Linked DNA regions of Homo sapiens: all the other regions are linked to region 1. A link is a contact called in ENCODE Hi-C or POLR2A ChIA-PET data. All regions are on one chromosome and are shown on one strand. The core of a region is the stretch at or near the end of the contact, and the rest is flanking DNA. Distances in the headings are between cores, read along the strand shown.

Region 1 (6,830 bases), core at 878-3,377:
CACCCCTCAGGTCTTTCTTTGCTGGACTAGTGTCAGGGGCAGGGGCAGGGGCGGGGACAGTTCAATCCAGGAGACCTGGGTTCCAGCTGTAGTTCTGGTTTAGCTGTGCTTCTTCCCTAGCTCTGTGATGACAAGCAAATTATTTTTCATGTCTTCACCTTGGCTTCCTAATCTGGACTATAAGAAGGTATTTTAAAATAATCTCTAAAATCCTCTAGAATATAAATTCCATGAGGATGTCATCTTGCAGCAGAAGAGCTCAATAAAATATTTGATCAAGAAATAGTTAGGCTGAGTGCAGTGGCTCACTCCTGTATTCTCAGAACTTTGGGAGGCTGAGGTGGGCAGATCACTTGAGGCCAGGAGTCTGAGACCAGCCTGGCCAACATGGCAAAACTCCATCTCTACTAAAAATACAAAAAAATTAGCTGGACATGGTGACACACACCTGTAATCCCAGCTACTCAGGAGGCTGAAGCATGAGAATCACTTGAACCCAGGAGGCAGAGGTTGCAGTGAGCCAAGATCACACCACTGCACTCCAGCCTGGCCAAAGAGTGAGACTCTCTCAAAAAATAAAAATAAAAAAATTTTAAAAAGGAAATAGTTGGCCGGGTGCAGTGGCTCATGCCTGTAATCCCAGCACTTTGGGAGGACGAGGCGGGCAGACCACGAGGTCAGGAGTTCGAGACTAGCCTGGCCAATACGGTGAAACCCCGTCTCTACTAAAGATACAAAGAATTAGCTGGGTATGGTGGTGGGCGCTTGTAATCCCAGCTACTCAGGAGGCTAAGGCAGAATTGCTTGAACCTGGGAGGCGGAGGTTGCAGTGAGCTGAGATTGCGCCATTGCACTCCAGCCTGGCAACAGAGCAAGATTCCATCTCAAGAAAAAAAAAAAAAAAAAGGAAATAGTTAAAGGAATCTCTTCTGAGGTCAACTGCCCCATGTCTCATCCACTTGGCCTGCCTCTGATTTCAGCCACAACTATAGTAAATAGACAGTGCCTGCAAAGCTCAGACTCACCCTGTGACAGTGCCCCATCTCAAGGCCAGCCCTACAAGTCTATCTGCTTTCTGTCTTCGTTTCTGGCTCAGCCTCACTGCCTCACAATCTCAAATGCAACAAAAACATTTTACTTCTTCGTCCTTCAAAGTCATTAACTTGCGCATGATCTCAGAGTGTGCAAAGATTTTCTAAACAGAACAAATTAAAAGCATTAAAAGATTTTCTAAATAGAACAAATTAAAAGCATTAACCATAGGAAAGACTAGCGATTTGAACTAATATTCCTAAAAAGACATCGTTAGGAGAGTCAAAACGCAACTATGAGCTAAGAAAATATATTTGCAATATATGTATTTAGCAAAGGACTCATATCCAAAATAAAGAACTGCTGCAAGTCAGTAACAGAAAGATCAACAGCCAGCCACCAAAGATTACATATTATTCCATTCATATAGAATTTAAAAATGGGTAAAATTTCCATTAATGGTAACAGAAGTCGGAATAGTGATTATCTTTGAGTGGAGTATTACAGAGAAGGACTACAAGGGGAGGTGCTGGGCTGATGGAAATGATCAGTATCTCAATCTCAGTAATGATTCCACAGATGTATACAACGGATTTTATGTAAAATTCATCAAGTTGTATACTTTGTACACTTTGCAACAGATAAGTTTGAGTTCAATAAAAAAGGGGGTGGGAATCGAGGCTGTTTAGGTCACATACTCACTCCTGCATCCAAGGGAATAGTGTGTTGATTGGCTTGGGACGGGGTCCTATGGCCCATCCTGAGGGCTGAGGATGGAGCCCACCCAGACCAAAAATGGACAGAGGAGGGAATCTCCAAGGGGGATTGAAAAGTATTTGCAGAAGATGAGGAAAAAGATGTTCTAAGGGAGACAACTAATTTCTAATGGTCAGGACAGAGGTGGGCCTTACCTTTAGCAAGTGGAGCTGGAAAATATAGGAGAGAGAGAAAGACAGAGACACAGAGACAGAGAGACAGGGGCAGAGAGATGCAGAGTAACCAGCCGTCGGCTTTCCAATTCTTTGTTCTCACTCCTGTGAGTGAAGCTGCACTTCCTATGTGGGGGTTCTGAAAGGTTTCCCTGTATCTGTGGGGGAACTTGTTATTCTTTTTGACCATCTGGCATTTTGAGCCTGCTTTTAATTGTTTGGGGAAGTTCCCCACCTTATGAATCTTGACAGGAGGCAGAGTTGCCTCCCACTCTCAGTGCTGAAAATGCCAGTGTTCATGATCTAAGCTCAGCCAAGGAGACAGCAGCGCTCCAGAATCACAGAGACCACAGGGCACATCGGTGTGGAGGACTTGGTCATAGAAGAGTCTAGTCCAGCAGTGTCACAGCAGGCCAGTGTTCACAGGGTCAGAGGAGCGAGCAGCAGCAGCCGGCGCCCAGCAGCATAGCCCTGCAGTCCTCACGCCCCATTCTAAGGTGTGACGTTTGGCCCTTTTGCCAGCTGGCAGGCCCCACATCTGATCCTCCATCCTTCCTGCCAATCCTGTACCCCAGTCTATATCCTTTCAATAGTTCCTTTTTGGCCTAAACCAGCCAATCCATGTACACTGCTTGAAACCAGGAATCCTAACTGATAATAACATGCTTTCAGAAAATTCCCCCTTTTAGTTTATACAGAGAAGCAAAGCCTGAATCCAAAAGAATGCTTCTACTGTGTGAATTTTCCACACCATCATATGGTCACAAGGAAGGTGTCTGCTGGCAAAAGACCCTTAACACCCTACAAATCACATGACAGGAGGAAAGGGGGACAAGCCAACGTGTGAATTGCAGTTAGGTCCTCAACTCACCTTATGTTCAGTTCTCATCGTAAACCCACAGGATAGGTATTGTACTAGTGTGCTCAGGCTGCCATCACAAAGTACCACAGACTGGAGGGCTTAAACCACAGACATTTTTATTTTCTCACAGTTCTGGAAGTAAGAAGTCTAAGGTCAAGATGCCAGAAAATTCTGTTTCTGGTAAAACCTCCCTTCCTAGCTTGCAGACGGCCACCTTCTCACTGTGTCTTTGCATGGCCTTTCCTCTGTGTGTGCACAGAGGAAAAGATCTCTGGTATCTCTTCCTCTTCTTACAAGGACACCAGATTAGGGCCCCACCTTCTATGACCTCATTTAACCGTTACCTTCTTGGAGGCCCTGTTTCCAAATACAGTCATACTGCAGGTTAAGTCAATAAATGAATTATTGGGGGACGCAATTCAATCTGTAACAAGTATTGTCTCAATATTGCAAACAAGAAACATGAGGTTAAAGTTCTTGTCCAAGATCTAGATAAAGCCTTGGCACTTTTCAGTCTGCTTATGGTTTTCAGTCTTTCTTATCAAATCTTGGAAATTCAAGCTTCAAAGTATGAAGTAGAAGAAAAGTATGGTGTATCATAGAGCAGTGAGAAATGAATGAACCTGAGATGAAGCCAGTGTGACTGTCTGCCAGTCAGCCCTGGAGCGAGGGGATGGAATAACCCAGATATATCCACTGGCTCCTCTCCAAGCTTCAGCCATGCCATGGCTGGCACATCACTGCCTCGTAGCAGCTTGGGTCCTGTGTTTGGGTCCTGACTCTCATATGACTTTGTGAGTGCTGGCAAAGACTCCCTCCTTGACCAAACTTTAGTCGGGTTCCCTGAAGCCTTCTTCTCAACTAGGCCTTGCCCTTGACCTGATGAGCCAAGTTTTAGCAATGAATCTTGTTAAGTCCATTTACTGAGATTCTCTCACCCTCAACATCCAATCAAGCTCCTCTTCCTCCACCTAATCAAGTTCCTGTTAGTAATTTTCCATCCACTCCCCCAGCGTGCTGATTGGCTGTAAATCCCCCCTTATCCCTGATGTATTTGGGTTTCAATCCTCTCACCTATTGCAATAATCTTGACCCTTACTGCAATAGCCTTGAATAAAGTGTTCGTTGCTGTTTTTCACAGATATCAGGATAATTTTTCTTTAACAGTTTATTAGGGGCAAGACCACGTCTCACATTTCTCCTTACATATCTCCCCAACACATAGTTGTGCCTCAGCTGGTGCACTGTCAAGAGGCAAGTGAGTGGGTGGGAGGATGGGTGACACCTGAAAGTCCCATGGCCTAGCTACAGAGAAAAGTCAAAGAGCACCTTGAAGCCTATGAAGAATGGACAGTGGGATGAGCCTTAGGAAAAGGAAGATAGAAGAGAATAAAGGGAAGAAAACAGAGGGTTCCTAGCAGCATGTCAGACTCAATCGGAACCACCCTTACACTATCAATTTGGGACACTCCAGGAGCAAAGGGCCCCAGTCTTGATGGCCTGAGGGCCCCAAGTCCAAGGGGCAGCACTTGGCAGAGGGACAAACACTGGATAATTATCCTGGCCCTGACTTTGGTGTTCTCAGCTCTGCGACGTTAGGCAAATCAGCTAACCTCTGTGACCCTCAGCCTTTCCATGCATGAAATGACAGTAACAATGGCTCCCTCACAGGTGCAAGTAAGAATGTAAGTGAAACAATTTGTTTTCTTTTTTAGTATGCTTGATATTTACTGAGAAGAATGCAAATGCTCTTTCTAACTGGTATTCAGGAGCTGGGTTGAGGGCCTGTTTTTGTTTGTCTGTTTTGTTCATAGTATTTTTGCCTAAATGTGCGTATCTGTGGGACTGATGAAATTATGAAAGAAAAATGACAGCTGTGCAAAACTGGTGCATGGAAGAAAAGGAATGTCATGATGTGGGACTGCCAGGTCCACCGGGCCTCTGCAGCAAACCGATGGGGCAGGGAGTAGGTTGGGAGCCAACCAGGCCAGAAGATTGGCTCCTTTGGGAGTTGGTGAGCTGTCCAAATCAATGCCCAGGGAGGTAGAGCCAACCCAGGCTCTCCTAGGTTGGTCCTTGTCTCTAAAGGCAGGGTCTGTCGGTGAGATGTGGTGGGTGGTGATAGTGTAGCTCTCTGGGCACATGTAGGCTAAGCAGTGGCAGCAGCTGGGCTGTGGGTGGTCTGCCCAATATGTCACAGATCTCTGGCCTACAGCTGGGGCTCAGAACATGGTCCAAATTTGCAAAGGAGACATCCTGGGCTGGCCTGAGTAGGCAGCAGCGTGGCTTAAAGCAAGTCCCCTGCCCAGAGGCAGGCAAATGGAGCATCTTCCTGAACAAAGACAAGCACTACAGAGGGATGACGGAGAGAACCAGAGGGCAGAGGAGAGGGAAGGGGACCAAAGGGGCACCTGTGGAGGGTGGGCAGTGGCAGCTTACAGGGCCCTCCCCAACAGGGCCCAAGGGTCTCCCAGCCCAGTAACAATATCTTCATTATCATCCTGGCCAAAACATTGCTTCCTTTCACTGAGGACATTATAAATGTTATTTTTTTATTTTTATTTATTTATTTATTTATTTATTTTTTGAGAGAGAGAGAGAAGATCTCACTCTGTTGCCCAGGCTGGAGTGCAGTGATGTCATTTTGGCTCACTGCAACCTCAGCCTCCTGAATTGCTGGGACCACAGATGTGCGCCAGCATGCCCGGCTAATTTTTGTATTTTTAGTAGAGACAGGGTTTCGCCATGTTGCCTAGGCTGATCTCAAACTCCTGGACTCAAGCGATCCACCCGCCTCGGCCTCCCAAAGTGCTGGGATTACAGTTGTGAGCCATTGTGGCCGGCCACAAATGTTATTTTTAAAGCACACACACATTCCTGGTGGAAGGTAAGTATCCTCAGCACCCATTTCCTGAAACGTCTTTTAATCATCACAATATGGAGATTGTATTATTATCTCTATTTTAAAGACAGGGCAGTATTTTCCTGGGGCAGTATTTCCCAAATTGTGTCCCACGGAATGCTAATAACAGTACTAAGAGGTAAGTGGTGCTCACTTTTGAAAATGCTCCTATAGCCAAATATTTTTGAGAAATAATGCAGAGGAATGGTGCATTTGTGAGCATAGACCCAGGAGTCAGAGACACCTCGGTTTGGGGCCGAGCCCCACTGATTATCAGCTTTGCGGGTGCAGCAATAATAATCCTAGCTTCCTTATCTGGGATGTGGGAATAATGAAATACCCGCTTCATAAGGTTCGTGTGAGGGTTGATGTTATGAGGTAACAAATGTAAAGCTCTTAGCACATAGCTGGTGCAAAAAAAGTCTTCAATAAACAAGAACTCTTATTGGCATTGTAGCAGGTTAAATATTGTTAACATCTTACAGCTAGACCTATAATTTTTTTAGGGAGAGATCAATTTTGTTTAGGAAAACATCTTAATAAACCACGTGGAAGCGTGGCCAGCAATGAGACTCTGAAGTTACAAGCCATCAATAACCAAGACCAAAACCTAGAAAACCAAGTTTGAAAAAGCCAGAGTCCCATAGAGGGTGAGTACTGATTTCTCTCATTGCCTGACATTATAACAAAGAGGTTCAGGGCACAAAGATGAGATCTCACCTCCGTCTTCACCTCCCTCTTTTTAGTACTACTCCATCCTTTACAGATTCACCTACACACACTCACACATGCACACACACCACTCCCTTTTCAGGAAGAAAGCTACAGGCTCCAGTTAATTAGAAATTCTACTATTTCAGCTTTATTACTTCCTCTTTACTCTCTGAACTTTAAAGGAACACATTTCTGTAAAGTTTAAATTATTTCAATGAGGTGTATTACCTTTTTAACTGGGGGTGGGAGGGAAGCACTTTTTTTTTCTTTTTTTTTTTTTTAATGTTGAAGACTCCACTCAGTCATTTGAGCTCCAGGAAGCCTTCCCTGGCCACCCATAAGTTAAGAGAAGAGCCCCTCTTCTGAGCTCCCAGAGCACCCACTTCATACC
Region 2 (6,985 bases), core at 355-2,854, 1.5 Mb after region 1:
TTTACCTCATTGCAACCCAGCCTCCCAGGCTCAGGTGATCCTCCCACCTCAGCCTCCCAAGTAGCTGGGTCTACAGGCATGTGCCACGATGCTCAGCTAATTTTTGTATGTTTTGTAAACACAGGTTTTCACCATTTTGTCCAGGCTGGTCTTGAACTCCTGAACTCAAGTGATCCACCCACCTTGACTTCCCACAGGGCTGGGATTATAGGCATGAGCCACCACACCTGGCCAAAATAAGTTTTATTAGAAATAACTCACTTTGGGAGGCTGAGGAGGGCAGATCACTTGAGGTTAGGAGTTCAAGAGCAGCCTGGCCAACATGGGGAAACTCCATCTCAAATAAAATACAAAAATTAGCTAGGCATGGGTGGCATGCAAAAAAAAAAAAAAAAAGAACTAATGCATGTGAAATTCAAATATTAGTAAGTATTCAAAATAAGATATGAAAGTAAGAATACAAAATAGGGTGATATCACTGGTTGATATGATTAGTGAGATGAACATTATTAAGGCAAATTCTTCCGATAATTATTGTTATACAACATGATTAATATATATTCAGTCTGAAAGAGTCATATATACAAATATGAAATAAACACCTCAAATGAGAAGAAGAGAGAAAACATGGAGAATGAAGAAAGTTGGGTGTATTCTTTTCAGTCTTCCCCTCCCATATCTCCGTCTGAGGCCAGCATGGCTAATATTGAGAAAGAGTAAGGCAAATGAGTAATTATTGTGCTCTGTCTTTTACTGTTATTGAAGGTCACTGTTTAACACTCCCTCGCCATTCCCCTAACCACTCCCCTTTGCCTTAAATTCATTAAGCTGTATTCTTTGTATTTCCTGATAACAGCTGACAAGGACCCACTCTCATCTGTAATGACAGGTGAGGGTATTGATGATAAGTAGAGTTAATAAAGCTTCTCCAGTGATTTAGAATTATAACGCTCTGAGTATTATCATCAGGGGAATAGATGAAAAAGCCCATTTCATTTTGTGCAGTGTCCTTCAAACTGCTGGTTATGAAATCATTTTAGAGGGTCTGTGAAATCACTGTGGAATACGATGAAACGTAATAGAAAGTATCAGCAGACACTGTGGGAGATCGGTCAGAGCGGTGGGGAAAAACTATAGGGAAAGGACGCAAACCTTCTGAAAGGTCAGAAGGTTCTGCAGAGCCCCAGGGGAGAATAGCTGAAGGCAGCTGTTCTGTAACCCTGAGGCATTGGGCAAGGAGTAGGTACAAGGCAGTGTAGGGGAATTTATCTTAAACAAACTTGTTTACTTATGTTGACCAGGAACTGACCTTTGATCATCCGTGGGGACGGTCCCCCTGAAAGGGGAACAATAAATGTTAATTACCTAAGAGGTTTTTAAATTTCTTTCTCCAGAAAGAAAAATTTCAAGCGTCTGAATCCCATTCAGTATTCTCTAAAATAAAATCAAGTTTGTCCTGAAAGATGGTTTAAAAACTGAAAATCTATTTTCTTTGATTACCTCATAAATAACAAGAGTTTCATATCAGCTCTCCTGTCTCTTCCTCCTCCACTCTTTTCCCCTCTTTCACATTGTGCCAATCACACAGGTGGATGCTCAGTATCACCCCACAGCACAAGATAAATAAGCTTGGAAGGTTTCCTAGCAACATATTGTTCTGGGAACCTGCTCTGTTTCCCTGAACAAGATGAAGCCAAATATCCTAGAATCTCAGCCAGATGGGAAAGGATTAGCTTATTGAGAGTGTTATTGCCTTTTTTAAAAAAATGTTTCACTTTGAAATGAACCTCTTAATATAAGTAGCAAAAGTGACTTTTAAAAGGACATGTAAAAATATCCCTTTAAAAGGACATTTTTTTCTCTTACATGTAAAAAAAAATTGATAATAGTTTGAAGTTTAAAAATATGGTTTCAGAATTCTCTAGGCACAAGCTTCCAGTATGTAATTCAGTCACTGGTGAGTGGATCCATTTTAGAACCATGTAGAAAATACTTCCACATGGAACTAATTCTCAGCCTGGTGTCCAGTGGTATGGTATTCCTGCTGTAAAAATACTGAAATACTTCCGATCTGGTGGGAAAATGGCTCCTGGAGTAGGCTCTCTCCTCACAATACCTTTAGCTGCTCCCCTTGGCCCTTGTTTCTGCTCCTAGGGAAACATTGGAGACACCTTGTTACTGCTTAAAACCCTGAAGCTTCCCCTTTTTCTATAGCTCCAGGGCTATTTTAGTGCTAGTGATTTGCAACTTCATCTTCAGAGTCTATTTTTGGTTTTCTCAGTGTATGATTAATGTATATAGAGAAAATAAAAGAAATTGAGACTGCTATCAAAGCCAAGAAAAATAATGTTGTCGTTTTGTTAACACATGATTGTGTATATTTCCCTTGTTTATCTAATGATCTGTGAGGCTACACAGTTGGCAGGTGGTGCTTTCCTTTCTATTGCACTCTAGTTGGTCACAGTATACTTGTTAGAGGTCTCTGGAGATGGAGTAATAAAGGATTCGTGTTTCTCATAACAATATTCAGCAGTGGCTTTGCAATTCAGTTACACCCTGGAAAATGTCCTCACTCCTTGTTTGGCTGGGGAGACATTCCCCCATCAGCCAGATGAATATTCTCATAATGTGGTTGTTGACTGGTTTCTATCATCTATCAGGTTTGGACTGAGTTTGTGAAACTTCCCAATTGTGGTGAGAAGCAGATAATTCTAGTACTTCATAGTGTTCCTGGATAAGAAGAACAAAGTAATTAGAATAAGATGGGGAATGACACCTGGAGTCTTTGTTTTTTATGTAACAAATTATCTGGCCAGATGCCAGAGAATTAGTACTGTCCTCATTTTAATGAAAATAAGGAAATTGTGAGATAATTTTATATTCATGCTAGATGCTTTCCATTCTCTTTTGCTCTCTCACTCATATGTATATGTTTTCTAAATACCATATTTTAAACTCAACAAGGAACAATCTGTTGAGGGCCTAGTATGAGCCAAATACTGCTAGGTATTATGGCAGATACTGAGGGCAACACATCATCCTTGCCTTCTCAGAGTACGCAAGAAGTTTGCAACATAGCACGTTTGTAATCTTAAACCAAACAAAAACATTAAGGAAAGGTGTTGCTGTGTAAAGGAATCATAGGCTAGGCACAGTGGCTCAGGCCTGTAATCCCAATGCTTTGGGAGGCTGAGGAAGGAGGATCGCTTCAGCCCAGGAGTTTGAGACCAGCCTAGGCAACATAGCCAGACCCCATCTCTACAAAAGTTAAAATAAAATAATATAAGTAAGGGAATTCTATAACTTTGATTGTCCAAAGAAAGGCTAAAAGTAGATTTAATATGTATTATGGAACAGAATAAGTTCTAATACGTTAATTTTGATTGAATACTTATTTTAAAAAAAATTTTAAAAATGTCCATAAACCAGGCATTGTTTTAGATACCTCTCTGTTAACTCATTTAATTCTCCTGACACCATTATGAGGTAGAAATTTTGTTTACCTGCTATTTTATAGATGAAGAAACTGAGGCTAAGAGAGTTTTTTTGTTTGTTTGTTTTAAAAGACAGGGTCTCATTCTGTTGCCCAGGCTGGAGTAAGTGGCCGTCATAGTGCACTGCAGCCTGGAACTTGTGCGCTCAAGCAATTCTTCTGTCTCAACCTCCAAGTAGCTGGGACTATAGATGTGCACCACTGTCCCCTAAGAGAGGTTAAATATCTGTTTACTGAGGGCTTTTATACTACGCTGTGCTTATTTGTTTATTTTTAAAATTCTAAGAGTCCATAGGAATCTAGTCTTTTTTCAGAAAATAGTAAACTACTGTCTTTTGTGGATGACATAATTTTAGCAAGAAATAAATGGGTTGTTTAGATGACTTTCTATTATCTCATACAGCATAATGATTCTATATTTGAGTTTTCATTGTCAAACACTAAAACCTCCTTTGTTTTCAGTGTACTAACTCCATTTTAGAATATTTTTCTCTTCTCTTCTTTTTTTTTTTTTTTGAGACTGAGTCTCGCTCTATCACCCAGGCTGGAGTGCAGTGGTACAATCTTGGTTCACCGCAACCTCAGCTTCCCAGGTTCAAGCCAGGCTCATGCCTCAGCCTCCAGAGTAGCTGGGATTACAGATGCCCACCACCATGCCCCGCTAATTTTTGTAATTTTAGTAGAGACCGGGTTTCACCATGTTGGCCAGGCTGGTCTCGAACTCCTGACCTCAAGTGATCCGCCCACCTCAGCCTCCCAAAGTGCTGGGATTACAGGCATGAGCCACCACGCCCAGGCCATTTTAGAATATTTCTTGTAGCTCAATTTTTTACTTATATAAAATAATAATTTTCATTTTCAACATAATAGAAGGATATGAGTGAATTATATTTAAGAAAGTTAAAATTAATAGCACTATTAAATACATTAACAAGAGAAGGTTGTGACATCAGCAATATTATTTATAACAGAGGTGGACAAACTGTAGCCTGTTTCTGTAAATTAAGTTTTCTTGGAACACAGCCAGGCTCATTTGTTTAGGTATCACCCATGGCAGGTTTTGTATAATAATGACAGAGTTGAATCTTTGCAACTTAGACTATATGGCCCACAAGGCCTAAAATATATACTGTCTGGACCTTTACAGGAAAAGTTTGCCAACCTCTACTCTGGAATCTCTATTTTTCTCCTAACTTTGAGTTGAGCATGTTCCCTTAGAATGCCAGAAATTTAACTAGCAAACACACCTGAATTTTTTTTCATAAATGGTGTCCTTGTCTAACATGGTTTTCCTCAAATCCCTGCAGGTACCAACCAAGAAGCTGAAGAAATATGAGAAAGAATATCAGACAATGCGAGAGAGTCAGCTGCAACAGGAAGACCCAATGGATAGATACAAGGTATGAGAAATATGTTGCACCTATCAAAGTACCTTCTTTTTTGTTTTAAATGAGACTGAGTCTTGCCGTGTTGCCCAGGCTGGTCTTGAACACCTGGCCTCAAGCAATCCTCCCACTCCAGTCTCCCAAGTAGCTGGGATTACAGGCACGAGCCACCATTCCCAGCAAAGTACCTTTTTTTTTTTTTTTTTTTTTTTCTTAAAGCAGCAGTTGTGGCAAGTTCAATTCCCTCTGTTCTTCCTTGATTGATTTAGATGCTCTCTGATCATGCTAACTGTCCAGGTATGTTTTCATTTCAGGAGACTCCCAAATAGCCAACCATAATATTTCTTTTCTTTCAGTTTGTATATTTGTAGGTAACTCCAGCTGTTGCATTTATACTGGGAATCTTCATAAGAAGCTGAGAGAAAGAGAGGGGAAAAAGAAAGTGGCTTTCTACTTTCAAAAATGAAACAAAAAGGAAAAATGGCAAAGTACTGTTTTAGCTGTGCATGTCATATCCACAAAGACTTTTAGCAGGTGAACTGTTCCAAGACTGACACAAGGATGTTTCAAACTTGCCTCTGTCTGTAGAAAATGTTAAAAATACCAACTCACTTGGAAGGAAAAATAAAAATCACAAAGGTATATTGAGCACAGTAGTGGTGTTTGTTGCAACATTTATTTCCACAAATGAATTTATGAACAACAGTGATATTTGAGTTAAAGTATGAAGTTTCAGAATCAAAATAATTTCATTTTAATACGTTCGTTAATTGTGAATCTCTTCAATGGTAATTAGCAACACTGTTCCCAGGATGCAAAGTTGGGAAACACTTATTTCCAACTTATTTTTTTCCAAGTAAAATATTATCTCTCTTCAACATGCTTTAACTTTTCAGACTCACACAGATACGTAACAGCTCCTTCTCCCTCCATATCAATACACTAAGATAAAAGAATACTGTATTTTCAGCACTGAGCAGCAGTGCCAAAATCTCCTGCCAAGAAATGGACTGTGTGGCATTATTAATTAAATCACCCACATTGGGATGACTTCCACTTTTGTAACTAGAGTTATCTTTATGTGGTCAGAGCTGGACATAGGCAGCATAGTCACACAGAACATCTTATCTCTGTTGCTGAATTGAATAGCATGGGATGTGTGCAGAGGAACATGGTGGGAGTATGTAGGTTTTGTAGTCAGACAGACCTGAACTCAAATCTTGCTCATTTTTTAGAGCACAGGATTTGGACTCCAAATTGAGGGTTTTAATCCCCATGCCACCATTCAGCATCTTCGACTAGTTATTGAACCTCTTCCTCATCTATAAAAGATATAGTGTTTCTGATTCCTTGATGGATTGTTACAAGGATGAGGGATGCTGTATGTTAAGGACTCAGCTCATAGTTGTGTTCAATAAATGGCTGTTATTTTATGAAGCCTACTACTACAGATTATGCAATTATTACTAGAATAATGCCACCTTATGTGGGTCTTCCCCTCTAGTCCCTTATTGATTGTTCTTATTTCTCTCAAGTATTGCCAACCAATAATCTCCCCTTGCTTATAGAAGTGGTTCAAGATCTGATTATAAAATCCCACATACTTCTATAGCAGATAACTATTAACAGATAATGTTTGAAGCTAATTTTCACCACCAACATCCCCTCAATAAAACCAGCTTTTAATGTAAATCACATAGCATGCTGCTTTAGAAAGGCTTGAAGGTAGTAATTATAAACTATTATTAAGCATCCAAAATGAAGGTCTCCTTTTGCTAATATCATTCAGATTTTCTTATTACTACAATTATTATGAATAAATTCTGTGAAGAGTGCTTTAAAATAAGAGAGAAATGGAAGACCAAACTTGTACATTTAAAATCAGGCTGGAATTGAACTTGTTATTGTGTCTTAAATCCTTTTTTGTGCCAAAGCAGGTATGTATACATTAATAGTAAGATGTACATTATTTTTAAAGTACTTATAACATGTAAGATTATCAATATGTATAGTTTTTATTGAGAGATCAAAGTAGGATTAAACTTCTTGTTTTGAAAGCAGGCATTACTTTTTAAGTTCAAGTATTGTTGATTCTTATTTACACATA
Region 3 (7,119 bases), core at 3,706-6,205, 1.1 Mb before region 1:
TTCCTCTTGGGATTATTTTACAGTCTACCTCTAACTAAATTTCATTCCTGACTTCTCAGTGTATTGAATGCTTGCATCTGCCACACTTGGGGGAAGGAAGCACCATGAAAATGCTGTTCTTGAAAATTTTTACCCAACTTCAAACTGTGTTACCTTTTTATTTCTGTTTATTTTCTCACCAATATGTTTCTAGAACATTCACATTAGCTCATATCACCTTAGCAACCTCATCTCTGTCAAACACCTTTGCCCTTGCCCTGGCCTCATTATCAGCATTAGCCAGTCAGTCACCTGTTTGGGAACCAAGGGCTCCTCAAAATCGTGCAGTTTGAAATAGATTTTGTCATGCTATGCTTACGGGCCAAAGCACCCAGAGGTGTAACAAACACTTGGTGTTTAGCTATATTTTAGGGCAACAGATTCCGAATCTTCCCCCAGCTTGGGGATTCAGTGTGTCTGCCTAGATCTTCCTGAGTCACCTCCCAGTTGATATGTGAAAGAAGCCTACAAGCCCACCGTCTTTCATATATCCTCCCTGCTTGTCCTGCCTGTTGGAGTTTGATGTCATTTATTGCTTCTCTCACCTCACATCAGTTCTGTTCAACAATTTTTTATTGAGCACCTGCTAGGTGCTAAGAATAAAAGATTACTAAGTCAGTCATGATTTCTGTTCTTAAGGAGCTCACTATAGAACAGAAGTTTACAATAGAGGGTGATAGAAAGGTGTGCTCAGGGTTCACTGGGTCATAATGCATGACACCTGATTTGTGAGGTCAGGTGTGGTGGGACATATGCCTGGACAATAGGCAAGGAGTCCAATCACTAAAGATAGTATACTTCATCCAGTGCCATCAAGAAGCTATGAAAGGTCAGAGTGGTGTTTTAGATTGTGCAATCTAGCAGCTGTATGAAGAATGGATTTAGTGGGAGCCAGAAGTAGTACTAGTTAAGGAGAGCCAAGGAGAGTCATAGTATTTAAGGAGAGAGGTGGCAAGGACCTGAACCAAGGAGAGTTTTAAGGAATAGATGATGATGCAAATGAAAACTGTGCCCCTTCCCAATCTTTTGGGTTAGATTCCTTCTGGGAATTTAGGATGTAATCAGAATCAGATGTAGGTCAACATATTCCCTTGTATTATAAATGTAGGTTGACAGCCTCTACTCCATGGAAGCAGCACCGCTCTGTCCCCATTGCTGGTCTCAGTTTCTGTTTCCATAGGAGAAGCACTACTTGGTCCGCATAGCTGGTCCTAACTTCAGTTTCTGTCTCCCATACTGGTCCCCTGCCTAGCTCCCACTGGTCTGCTTTACAAGATCACCATTGAGGTTTATGCTGACCATTCTTAGGAGCTTTTCCTGATGGGTCACTGACAAACATGGTGCATTCACTATGAACTTTACGATCTTCATGACACAAAGTGAAGAATAAATTAGAATAAATTGTGTTAAGCACATTTCATTGATTCATGGAGTAGAATTTCCCTTCACTAAATCAATGCAATGAGACATTTCAGTTGGGGAAGGGGGAAGCAGAGACTATGGTGTTTTCTAGATAGACTATGGGGTTTTCAGAATTATGTCATCTGCAAACAGGGACAGTATGACTTCCTCTTCCTATTTGGATATCTTTTATTTCTTTCTCTTGCCTGATAGCTCTGGCCAAGACTTCCAATACTGTGTTGAATAGGAGTTGGGAGAGAGGGCATTCTTGTCTTCTGCTGGTTTTCAGGGAAGTGCTTCCAGCTTTTGTCCATTCAGTATGTTGTTGACTGTGGGTTGGTCAGAGATGGCTCTTATTATTGAAATATGTGCCATCAATGCCTAGTAAACCCCATAGTCTCTGCCCAAAAGCTCCTTGAGCTGATAAGCAACTTCAGCAAAGTTTCAGGATACAAAATCAACATACAAAAATCAGTATTCCCACACCAACAACATCCAAGCCAAGAGCCAAATCAGGAAATCAATCCCATTCACAGCTGCCACAAAAAGAATAAAATACCTAGGAATACAACTAACCAGGGAGGTGAAAGATCTCTACAATGAGAATTACAAAACACTGCTAAAAGGAATCAGAGATGACACAAGAAAATGGAAGCAAATTCCATACTTATGGATAGGAATAATCAATATCATTAAAATGGCCATACTGCCTAAAGCAATTTGTAGACTCAATGCTATTCCTATTAAACTACCAGTAGTATTCTTCACAGAATTGGAAAAATCTAGTATAAAATTCAGATAAACCAAAAATGATCCTGAATAGCCAAGGCCATCCTAAGCAAAAAGAATAAAGCTGGATGCATCATGTTACCCAACTTCAAGCTATACTGCAGGGCTACAGTCATCAAAACGGCATTGTACTGGTACAAAAACAGACGTATAGACTAATGGAACAGAATAGAGAGCCCAGAAATAATGCTGCACACCTTCAGCCATCTAATTTTCAACAAAGCTGATAAAAGCATTGGGGAAAGGACTCCCTATTCCCTAACTGGACCTAGGATAACTGGCTAGCTATATGCAGAAGATTGAAATTGGGCCCCTTCTTTCACCATAAACGAAAATTAACTCAAGATGGATTAAAGACCTAAATGTAAAATCTATAAGTATAAAAACCCTGGAAGATAACTTAGGCGATACCATTCTGGACATAGGAATTTGCAAATATTTCCTGACGAAGACGCCAAAAGCAATTGCAATAAAACCAAACCAGTGTCTATAAGGAACTTCTTAAACAAATTTACAAGCAAAAACCAAACAATCCCATTAAAAAGTACACAAAGGACACACACAGACACTTCTCAAAAGAAGATACATCCAGCCAATAAGCATATGAAAAAATGTTCAACATCACTAATCATTAGAGAAGAGAAATTCAAATCAAAACCAAAATGAGATAGCATCTCATACCAGTCAGTATGGCTACTATTAAAAAAATAAAAAAATAGCAGATGGTGGCGAGGTTGCAGAGAAAAGGGAATGTTCATACACTGATGGTGGGAATGTAAATTAGTTCAACCATTGTGGAAAGCAGTGTGGCGTTTCCTCAAAGAATAAAAACAGAATTACAATTTGACCCAGCAATTCCATTATTGGTTACAGGCCCAAAGGAATATAAATTGTTCTACCATAAGGACACATGCATGCATATGTTCCTTGCAGCACTATTCATGATAGCAAAGATATGGAATTAACCTAAATGCTCATCAGTGGTAGACTAGATAAAGAAAATGTAGTATATATACACCATAAAATACTCTGCGGCCATTAAAAAGAACAAGATTATGTCCTTTGCAGCAACATGGATGAAGCTAGAGACCATTATCGTTAGCAAATGAACACAGGAACAGAAAACCAAATATTACATGTTTTCATTTATAAGTGAGAGTCAAATAATGAGAACAAGTGACCCAAGGAGAGAAACAACAGACACTGGGGCCTATTTGAGGGTGGAGAGTGGGAGGAGAGAAAGGATCAGAAAAATACCTATTGTTGGTACACCAAACCCCCATGACATGAGCTTACCTATGTAACAAACTTGCATGTGTACCCCTGAACCTAAAATAAAAGTTAAAGGGAAAAAAAAGTAAACATGTTGTAGAAGTCACAATCTATGACAGTCTTGTTCTTTGCCTTCTCCATTGCTTCTTAGTAATCTGTAAAGCTATTGTTTCTGATATGAGTCAGTTTCTTTGTCCTTCCCTTTTACATTTCCTCTTTTTTTCTTACCTTTTTTGAGGGATCCTAAGAGAGCGTTTTAGAATGGGGAATTCTTAAAGAAACCTGCAAAATATATTTTCTCCATTATGTTAAACTCCATAGCAATAAACTTGGTTTAATGCGGTCAGTTTTATCACAGATCAGGCCTCCCTAAGGCGAAGGAGCTAAGCCAGTAATTTGGGAAGGCTTTGAAGCCACATGTGCATGTATACATTAACCTCTAAGACTAACCATAATTTCAATTAACATAAAATAATCTAAAGACATGCTGATTAGACACCGTGTGGCTTTAACAAAGCATTCTGGGCAGGGGGTTGGGGAATAGAGAAGCTTTAACTATTCCTAGCACCAGCAAGCAGGGCTTTCTTTAATCATTTATAACATATTTTCTCAACCTTTTTTTCTTGCGATGTTCTTAGAGACTAAAAACAACAAAATTCCAAAAGCTTTTACTAATTAAAAAGAGAGGAACTGAAACTGTTATAGATTATGTCAGTGAAATCCACTTTAAAAAAAAAAAGTAAAATTCCAGCTGTCCTTTAAAGTATATGATTTACACCATATTCCAGTAAATTGATGCAGGCCGATAACTTTTCATTCATTTCTCTTGTGTGTCTTGTGGGGCATACTTAGAGCAGTCAGTTCTCCTAGGGACAAAGCAGGAAGACTAACTCGAGCCCATGTTGCTTTTTATGATATGTGGTTTTGAGTTTCAGAGGAGTCGAGTGCAGTGTGAATCATAGAAGCAGCCAGCTGAAAAATCCTCAACCCTATAACAAAAAGCAGATTTTTTCCCATATTTCTTCCAAGTTTTTATTTCACATGCAAGTCTGAGATACAAAATATTCTGTAAAATTTTAAGGAAGCCACAGTAGTTCTTACTGTTTGGGGATTTCCCGGAGAGAATAATCGTGTTCAGAATGGTCCTTTTTTTTGCCAAAAGGTTTATTATGTGAACTGAACGGCTCAACCAAACAGATAACACCATCTCCATTTTATTTTTACATGTTATTTACTGGGGTTTCCCTGAAGAAAGCTTAAGAATTCTTTCCCCATGAGTCACTGACCAAGTAATTGTTTTTTTAAAATATAAACTTTCCTTCAGCTGGTCAATTTGGAACGCAGTCTTCTCATCTTCTGTTCACTTCAGGGCTGCTTTGCCTTCATCTGTAAATGATCACGTCTACAGCCAAATTGAGCAGCTCGAATGTAGCCAATTTCTTTCCATTGAGCACTCAAGTTTGAAAAATCAACAGCCCGGCCAGGCAAGATTCAGAGGACTTCATCCTCTGAAAGTGACTTACATAATTATATTTTCATTGCGTTGGCAAAAAATGCCTCTCATTGGTTTAATTTCTGCTGGAATTAATGGGATGAGGAATTGCAACCATATTTTGCCAAGAATTGTGAGTGGTTGCTCTGCCCAGGTTATGTTACCCTTTTACTGTTGTGAGTGGGTTAGAAGGTATTGTCTTCTATTCTCGTCTTCTTATTGAACTAGAGGCTGTAATTATTTCCCTTGGTAGTGGCTGAACTTTCTCTTTAAATATTGACACCTTCACAAATGTGTTAAAACAAGCGTTAAAGTTGGCTTTTTCCCCACGAAAATGGCCCTATAATTGCAATCTTCTATTCTGAAGGAGAAATGTTGTTTTACAGAATATTTCTGAACCCCTTCCCACCCACTTTCCCAGTGGCTATAAGAAGCCTGCTGTTGCCAACTGAGTGGTCTAGAGTCCCTGCTAATTACCTCCTTCCACAGCTTTTGATTTGGAGCCGAACTGATGGCGCCAGCGGCTGAACCACAGTCAGATCTACAGGCCTCTGATTTGCCAAATGGAATCTATGCAGTTTGTTTCCTTTCTCACAGTGTTTTATGATGAGACTCAGCTCAAACTCGAAATAGACGAGGAATCACTTCAAAATATTAATGGTTGATTTGAATTTTGAAGAAAAATAGCCATCAGAATTCTATATTCCATTACCAACATACATGTATATGTGTACATGTGCTCACAAAAAAAATCACAAAATGTGTTTTTCTAAAGAAGCATTCTATTAATTGTATTCCATTAAGCATACTAGTACCAAAAGCTTTCAGAATACTTCATATTTTATAGCCTTATAAAAGTTTTATTCTATCTGTTGATCATTAATATGTAGGGTCTCATGTCCACATCAGATGTGCCTAGAGTTTTTCTCTAAACTGGCATTCTTTTAAAATATAGCTTGGAAAAGAAAACATAATTATAATCATAGAGGGAATAAGAATTGTCTTTCTCGAAAGTTCAGAGGCATTAGCCTGAAACCCTAACAGTTAGTTGAGAGTTTCTGTTTCTCATTTCATAGAAAGGAATTAAACAAAAAGCTTTAGTTTCATCACAGTTAAAAATATTTAGTTCTCAAAACATATTTTCTCAGCTGTGTCTTGCTTTCTTATTTGAGGTTTCTTCAGAAAGGGAAACTGATTATATTAGAGACAATAATGTTGGAAGACAAAACAGTTCTCAGCCAAGTGAGAATGAAGGGCTTCCTAAGTGAACTACTCCCTTCTCTCCTTATTAATTTGGCTCCAAAGTCAAGCACATCAAAATGGAAAGTAGTTCTCATTCTTTTTATTGATGTGAAGTCAAAAATTCTGCATAATTTTAAAGAGCAGATAATCTAAATCACACATACATATACATACATACACATATGCACACACACTGTTATCCATTAGAACAAGTCTTCTTTATCAAATACCTGACTTTTAAGTGTATTTGTGCCACTTGATTTACTTATTCATTATATAGACATTTAGTTAGCACCTTCCATGTGTCCAGCATCATGCTTGATTCTGGGCATGAAATAGTCCCTGTTCCCAGGGTTCCCAGTTTAGGGGGAGACTGATAAGAAAATAATTTCATATCACCTTGTAACATAACTGCTATCATCGTTATGTTAGGAGGTGGAGATGAGAGGTACCTAAATTACATTTTCCTAACAAGCAAAGATGTAGATTAGCAGCCGGGCGGATCACGAGGTCAGGAAATCGAGACCGTCCTGGCTAACGCAGTGAAACCCAGTCTCTACTAAAAATACAAAAAAATTAGCCGGGCGTGCTTGTGGGCGTGGTTGTAGTCCCAGTTACTCAGGAGGCTGAGGCAGGAGAATGGCGTGAACCTGGGAGGCGGAGCTTGCAGTGAGCCGAGATCGTGCCACTGCATTCCAGCCTGGGCGACAGAGCGAGACTCCGTCTCAAAAAAAAAAAAAAAAAAAAGAAAGAAAGAAAAAGATGTAGATTAGCAAATGCTTTGAAGAGAAAGTGACTTTTGAATGGTCACTTCAAAAGTAAGAATCAGGAAGAAAGCTATGGAAAAGAGAATGCATCCCAGACAGAGTAACAGTATAAGTAAA
Region 4 (7,448 bases), core at 1,621-4,120, 1.2 Mb before region 1:
AAGTCAGAGAATCCACAAGTAAGGAAGGGATAGGAATGAACATAGATGAAGCAGTTAAAAGAAGCAAGGTAGTAAGATAGTGCATGCCGTGATGATGAAGAGAGGGAGAGAGACAGAGAGAAAGGGTGTGCAAGAGATACAGCAAGAGAGCAAAACAGAGAGAGAAAGAGAGACAGAGAATGGACCCTGGTTTACTTCAACTTCAAGCTGATGTTACAGAGATATCAATGAAAGGAAGAAAGAGTAAGTCACTGGGTTTGATTATTAGTTGATCATCAGTGATCTTTAGGATTTCATTGTCAATACAATGGTAAAGACAGAAGCTAGATTGCAGGGGGTTAAGGGGTCACCTTATGGAGATGAAATAGAATAAGTCTTATTCCAGCTCCATGGGCATGTCTCTATCGCTTTATGTCTCAGTCCATAAAATAGAGCAAAAATGGTGATCCTCCTCTAGTCTAAAATATAAGGAATGCTTTGAACTGCTGGGTGAGCTAATACTCTAAAGCCAGGGCGGTGATAGTAGTTATCTGTGTGTACTTTGAATGAAACTGGACTTAGAATGCTGAGCTAGTTGTTTTGTGGAGCCTACTTTCAGAATGTCACCTCTAATTTTGCATTCATGAAAAGCATTCTCCTGCCTGGACTAGAATCCAAAAATTTTTTGTTTATTATTAGTGGTGACTGATTGTCATTTGTGGACTGTGATCTACATGTAATGAAGTGGAATTTGGCCACTGGTTGTGTTGCAAAGCTTTTCTGAGTAGTGTTATTGCATCTTAGTTTTGACAAAGTTTGTTACTCCCACTAGTATTTAACTGGTATTAAATTCAAGATTATATTTTCATAATGTTGTTTGGAAACCAAAAGAAAATAATTGGTATGAACGTGCTTTGAAAAGTTAAAGGATTATATAAGTATTAATTATAATTATCATTAAAGTGATTTAATAGAAGTATTATTCTACTAAAATAAAATAAGAACTGCTAAATTCAAGATGTCATTGAGAAGAGGGGAGAAGTTTTTTTTGCTATGGTTTATTTCAGCTTCTGTATAACTTACATGGACTTTCTAAGAAAAATGTATACAGGCAATATTTATAAATATGTGTGTATATTTTAATGATGCTATGCCGGATCATTTCTGCTTGGATTATTTGTGGCCTTATTTAATTCTGGACTTATTTTCCAGCATAGTTTTGGGAATACAGATTCAATAATTTTTAGATATAACCAATAAGTACTGGGTGACTACTCTGTAAAAGCACTTCTTCATATCTCACATTTTAATCTTCACAATAGCTTCATCAGAGCAGGTGTTATTACTTTTTTATGTATTAAAAAACTAAGGCTCTGAGAGGTTAATTAGATTTTCGCCCATGGCGTACATAGCAGGGATTAGACGACTAGAACCCTACCATTAGTAGATAATAAGCTCAGGTGGTGAAAATCAATTAGCTTCAGTAAAGCCTAATTGTATCTGTAAATATGTTACAAATATCATACCGTGTCTCTGAGTTCTGAGTCAAATTTGCAGTGTTTTTGAAGCAGCATTGCCTTCTGTTACCTGGCTGCTCTTGTATAGTTTAGCATGAATGCATGGCAGTTTGCCCTGTAGGAACAAATCTAGTCTATGTGGATATACTATCATGATTCAGTTAGGTCTCAAGATCAGTAAATTAATTTATGTAAAGAATAAGATACTATGTATTTCGGTTTTTCAATACAGAACCATGAGTAGGAGAGTTTGTATGTTTACTGCATGCTAACCAACACTTGTTTGTTCTTTATGGTTTACCAATTTCACTCGTTAGATCCTGACTTTTACCCTGTATCGTAGATAGGGCTGAGATTATGCACCTCATTTTACTCACAAGGAAACTAAAGCCAAAGAACAGTGTGTGATTTTCTCAGTAGCCTTCAAATATATTGGCCTAGAAAATATTCTGATAGATAAATAGTCTAAGGACAAGTGGATTCATTGTAATATCTGCAATGCATTTTATTTCTTATATAATTAAGAGCTTACTGCTAGAATACAGTGTGATTTAGGTAAAACTTCTCAACATATAGCATACTTGAGGGAAAACAGAAGATCATAAAAAGTTTCCTTCTTTTATTGCAGGAATAGCATATGATTTATTTGAAGCCTAATTATTTTCCAGAGGAATGCTCTACATGTTTCCAATAGCTGTTTTGTGTTTCTGTAGAGGGTTAGAGGAGAAGCTGCCAGTTTCCTCCCAATACTGATGTTGCAAATCTCAGAACTTTAATCTGGAACACTCTCCTCTGTTATGTATATGTATGAAAATTTGCCCTACCTATTACCTTACTTTGGCATGTGGCATTTACTTGTGAAAAATGTCACAATATCTAATAGTTTATTTCCTACTCATGGATATAAGGCAAAATAACATTAAACAAGAATAAATATCTGTTTACCAACATTTAAATGATAGTTCTTTTGTTGTCAACTGGCAAGTACGGAGCACTTACCAAGTGCCGCCACTCCGCTGGGCTCTGGGGAACACAGCTCTTCCTTAGCTGAGCTCATAATCTGGACTGTGAGGCCTACACATCAGGGCAGAAAGCTTCTAGTTTCACTTTTCATATAGTAATTTTGAAAGCATAAGAGGCTTTGCAAAACATCTTTTAAAATAAAGATGCTTCTCCACCATCTCTAAGATAAGTTGGTTCTTTTTGGCAAAGGTGATTTTAATTGTTAGTACATTTCCAAGACAAGAAATGCAATCTGTTGACACGCCCTTCAAAATAATCAGATGAAAACAAGGAACACAAATATGTCCAGCCCTGAACTCTTCATTTTTCCTCTTGATGAATCCTTTCTTATGCTTTAAAACACTTGAGTTTACACACACACACACACACACACACACACACACACACACATATTTCTGGTAGGCGTGGAGATATATATCTATATATATCTTGCTATTAGGGCAATTCCCTGAAAGATTACACTACCTTCTTTATGCATAACGTCAATGCCTGATATTAAACAGAAACGAACTATGTGACTATGCTTTCCTTTTTAAATATGTGAACGTATTTCTCTACAGAGTTGTTTTGTAGCCGTATTGCTACTAAACTGGTGCCCAGCTCCAGGCCTGCAGACTGCTGACACACAATTAATCTCACAAATTTATGAATGCCAAAGCATGGAGCAAAATGAAAACAACTGGGGGAATGTTTAAGGGAAATAATTGGACTGTATCCAGATGTGCATGTGTAAAACATCACCACTTAACTCCTCCCCCATATCCTGTCTGAAGACAGGGTTTTTTTTTTTTTTTTTGAAAATAAACTGGGGTTATTTGAAAGAAGTTGTGGTCTCTGACTAAAACTGAATAAGCAAGGCCAGGCTGGCCATAATTCTGTGTGTTCTTGTATTTTTGTTTCTTAATTAACTCATTAGGTGCTGATGAATCAATCTGCCTCATGTCTGTTTTTGGTGGGTGTTGCCACAACTTTATGAACTCTATTTAAAGATAATATGTAAGGGGTTTCAAGACTGATAGTCGATTTCTTTGAGTTTTTGGTTATAACGAACTGGAACTTTTTACTATTAGAAATAGGCAACATTATTGTAGTGTGAAGGTCATCAAGCTGGGACGTGAAGTCTGGTCAAGAGGAAAAAAATGTGACAACATTTTATAGTTTTTTTTTTTTTAACAGTCTGTCCAAGATCAGTTAGGGGAAACAAACAAACAAAAAAACGATTTCTCTAAGATGCTTAACTCACTAGATAAAGCATAAAAATGGAGATAATAATGTTGAGTTTGTGTGCATGAAATTAATTTAGGATCTGGCATCACTGGGATATGAGAAGCTAGAGGACAGGGTGCTCTGAAGAAATATTTTGCAGGTTGATGTCTAACCATCATTACATACCTTAAATGGTACTAGAGATGAAGTAATAAAACACACTTTTTCCCTCAAATGCAAATATTTCCTCAAAAACAAGATAACCAAGTCCAGCAATAAATCCAACTCATTTCAATAAAATGTTCTCCACAGACTTGCTTTTCTCCTACTCTGTTTAAGGACAAAAATAAAGATGAAATGAATTGCAATGAACCTGCTCAGAGGTACTCACTAAAGTGGAGCATAGAGAGGCCTTCTGCTCTGCATGCCCCTCCCTCTATCTGCATTGTCCTCAGAGACTGCCTGAAAATTCAAATTCTGGGCCTCATTAGGCACAGAGTCCTAAGATTGTGTTTCTGTTTTTATTCAAAGAGAGAAAACAAAAGTAGAAAAAGTTGAATACCCAATCTTTTATACCATTGCAGGAAGGCTTAAGGACCCCAATCGTCAGTTTTCCTGCAATTGGTGACTTCAATATGAGAATAGTATCAGCACTTTATTTTGAGAGTAAGTATTGATAATGTAGTATCATTCCAATTGTGCAGGTAATTATTTAAAGTCCAATTTTAATAATCATGACAACTGAGTATAGTTTCTATCAAAAAAAATTTCTTAGTTCCTTTACCAAGAACTGGTAAAAAGGCAACTTTTTAACTAAAGGGAGCTAGGTACAGAAAGGCACTGTCCTGTCCCAGACGCCAAAAGTTTAGTGGGAAGTGATGGCCATAGAGAGGGAAAGGGGATGAGAAGATCACTGGTTTCAGTATTAATACAGATATGCACATACAGCACCATCTCTAGATCATGCCTGTTATTCTCCATATCGTCTCCACATACTACCCAATAGAGATATATTTTATTTAGCCAGTTTTGGTTTCAAACACAAATAATTTCTGGGAAAGTTCAATATATTGGTTTCACACACTTTATGGATATAATATCATGATGTTGAAAATATTCTATATTATACAAAGTTTTTTTAACACAAATTAAATTTTGATGTCATAAGTGAAGACTTGGCAAATAAATACTAAGAATTATCTGTGTACCAGTATAAGGAAAATACAGTGATTCTGGGTTTCAAAACCCAAATACACTGAAACATTGTGGAGTTTTTAAAGTAAGGAATGTGCTTGGTCTGGCAGATGATAAAACATGTTAGTTGCTTAAAATTATTGCCAATTATTTTGGTAAATACATTCAAACTTTTTTAAATTTTTTTATTTTTTGTGATAGGGTCTCACCCTGTCACCCAGGCTGGAGTGCAGTGATGCAATCATGGCTTACTGCAGCCTCCACCTCCTGGGCCCAAGCAATGCTCCCACCTCAGCCTCCTGAGTAGCTAGGACTACAGGGTTGCACCACCATGCCCAGCTAATTTTTTTTTTTTTTTTTTTTTTTTTTTTTTGTAGAAACAGGGTTTCACCAGGCTGATTTTGAACTCCTGGGCTCAAGTGTTCCTTCTGCCTTAGCCTCCCAAAGTGCTGGGATTACAGGCATGAGCCAATACACCTGGCTTCAAAGTTTTTTTTTTTTTCTAGAGAATCAGCAGTGTAATAGAAATTAATATTCTAGTACTCAAAACAACAGCAATCATAACAATAATAGCAAAATCTATGTTCTTGGCTCAGTTACACTCAAGTAATAGCTTGACCTTGGATTAGTTGCTTTATCTCAATTTTATTTCTGCAAAGTAGCGTGAGGATCCCTATCCTGCTCACCTCACAAGTTGTGAAGTTCATTAGGTTTATTGTTGCAATGTTTTCTAAATCTTCTCATTAAATGATGTTAAAACCTACTAAGAACTCAAACAATCCCAGACACACTGATGGAGAATTTAGATATGTAGTCTGAATATAGCATCAGACAACCTGAACTGTTAAACAAGCAAAGAAAATTATCACAAAATAAACATGGAAAATATCATTACATTGACCACCATTTAAATTGCACAGTTCTTGTAAGACATACCCACTACATAAAATAAAACCCATCTGCAGAGACACAGCAGTTTTTCTGCAGTTGGGAGTTGGTGATTGAAAAGTAGGAATTTGAAATTAATTTTTTTTAGAAATTGAGAAATTTTATCCTCCCTTCTAAACAATGACCCTCAACACAGTAATGAGCAGCACAATCTGGAGGGTATGGTAATATCCCAGAATATGTCCCCAGGCTAGGTGCTCAGGGCCTAACTTGCCTTTTTAAGAAATTCATTGTTTCTGTTGAATGTTGCTCTCTTCATATTGTCTACTTTAAAAGACAAATACTTCTGGGATGTGTAAGCCCAGGAATGGGAAAGGAGGAAAAATCATCTTAGAGTTTATTAAGTACGGAATCTGACCCATGGACTTGATATGTGCATTCTCATTGCAGACTTGGGTTTGGGGTTTTACAAATGTAGAATCCAAATATTAGAGAAGTTCATCGCTTTCCTGTCACCCTCTTAAGGGAATGAACTGTGTAGCTGAGATTTGATCCCCTAGTTGGTCTGCCAGCAAGCCCATGTTCTTTCTTTTGCACACCCTATACCATATAATAAATTAATTCATGAGATGCTGTCTTTGTAACAGCTGAGAATTGGAACACTAAGAGAGCATCGAACATCTGGAATAGAAGTAAAGTGATTTGGAAAAAAAAAGGGAGGCTGGAAACTTAGTCAACACATAGGGGCAGCTCCTCTCACTCAGTGTTCATGCTGGGTCCTGAAGATAAGTAGGTTTTGCTCTTTGCCTCAGTGGTCTTTGACGGACTCTGGGTACTAAAGCTAAGATGGAATTGAGGGAAGCTCCTAATGCCTCCTTTATTTGCATCGGCAGTGAGATTGAAAGAGGCCCCTTCAGTGTGTGAATACCTGAAATTAAAGACTAGAAATATGCATTTAGACTGTTTACTTTAGGTTTCCTGTTTACATTTGTTCCAATTTTATTCTCTCACTGGGGAGTAGAATTGGAATGCAGAGAAAAAGGGGTGAGCACAAGACAAAGGGAAGTGAAACTCAATTTTGAAAGCAGAACCATTTTTACATTTAAGTTGAACTGTGGTTTTAAAACATTTAGCTCTCTATTGGAAACCATTGTGGGTGGGGTGCATTTGTAACAGAGCTTCACCTAATTCATTCTATATGCTTGGCAGAGGAAAGGCTGAAATCAGAGCCAAATTCCAAAGAGCCTCTGAGGGAAGCAAGGTCACACTCTATTCAGAATTATATAGCAACCTGGCCTAAACAGAAGATTTTTAATGTGTTTGTGCACTTAGGAATCATTTTTCTAGACTTTGGTAATTGTTTATCCATTTTGTGAAGTTCTATTGTAAATGTATTGCAAACACTGCTTCATAGCTAGATAAGAACAACTGCTGAATAATCTAAGTCAACTAAGTTTATTTCATAGCTGGTTTTGAAACTGGGAATAAAATAATATAGAAGGGTTTATTGATTAGTTCCACTGTCATAATAAGCCTGGAGAAATGTCTTAGGAGCCACATTTTGACTTTTTTGTCTGACGAATTTGGCCCATCCTCAAATAAAAATTGTTTTTTAATTCCAAGCAGTCATATTATGAACAG

The links. Hi-C counts contacts between places; a loop is a spot of excess contacts on that map. ChIA-PET counts read pairs that join two places held with the same protein, here RNA polymerase II (POLR2A). Pooled maps may share reads with other maps.
Region 2: a pooled map shows a loop between it and region 1 (2.9-fold over the local background). The contact joins the promoter of RABGAP1L-AS1 here to the enhancer-like site in region 1. A Hi-C loop is called at or near these places in 1 of 37 single-sample maps with no recorded cell type and 3 of 50 pooled maps. POLR2A ChIA-PET finds 5 or more read pairs at or near these places in 2 of 52 experiments (B cell and GM12878).
Region 3: a pooled map shows a loop between it and region 1 (5-fold over the local background). The contact joins two enhancer-like sites. A Hi-C loop is called at or near these places in 7 of 37 single-sample maps with no recorded cell type and 4 of 50 pooled maps. POLR2A ChIA-PET finds 5 or more read pairs at or near these places in 1 of 52 experiments (activated T-cell).
Region 4: a loop to region 1 is called in a map with no recorded cell type, with 6 times the contacts of the local background. The contact joins two enhancer-like sites. A Hi-C loop is called at or near these places in 4 of 37 single-sample maps with no recorded cell type and 3 of 50 pooled maps.

The regions. Positions count from the first base shown.
Region 1 is chr1:173,411,229-173,418,058 of GRCh38, forward strand. All of the region lies in intron 2 of LOC100506023 (a long non-coding RNA gene), which reads right to left. PRDX6-AS1 (PRDX6 antisense RNA 1) reads right to left here. Exons shown (of 2, transcript NR_125960.1): 2 at 6,561-6,830. It also overlaps a transcript of TNFSF4 not described here. Among named protein-coding and RNA genes, the nearest start is that of PRDX6-AS1, 47 kb to the right of the region's middle. RefSeq lists enhancers at 1-20, 2,576-2,625, 3,206-3,365, 3,426-3,475, 4,936-5,065 and 1 more. Within about 2 kb of position 2,128, at least 4 of the 41 ENCODE cell types and tissues checked have a DNase peak (open chromatin) inside an H3K27ac peak, as active enhancers do; they include B cell and GM12878, where a contact is called at or near this core.
Region 2 is chr1:174,952,657-174,959,641 of GRCh38, forward strand. It overlaps RABGAP1L-AS1 (RABGAP1L antisense RNA 1), which reads right to left and starts at 1,605. Exons shown (of 6, transcript NR_121196.1): 1 at 1,501-1,605. RABGAP1L (RAB GTPase activating protein 1 like) reads left to right here. Exons shown (of 26, transcript NM_001366446.1): 20 at 4,801-4,893.
Region 3 is chr1:172,339,161-172,346,279 of GRCh38, forward strand. All of the region lies in intron 17 of DNM3 (dynamin 3), which reads left to right. Among named protein-coding and RNA genes, the nearest start is that of C1orf105, 78 kb to the right of the region's middle. RefSeq lists an enhancer at 3,504-3,613. Within about 2 kb of position 4,956, at least 13 of the 41 ENCODE cell types and tissues checked have a DNase peak (open chromatin) inside an H3K27ac peak, as active enhancers do.
Region 4 is chr1:172,178,506-172,185,953 of GRCh38, forward strand. All of the region lies in intron 14 of DNM3 (dynamin 3), which reads left to right. Among named protein-coding and RNA genes, the nearest start is that of DNM3OS, 37 kb to the left of the region's middle. RefSeq lists an enhancer at 2,641-2,690. Within about 2 kb of position 2,871, at least 25 of the 41 ENCODE cell types and tissues checked have a DNase peak (open chromatin) inside an H3K27ac peak, as active enhancers do.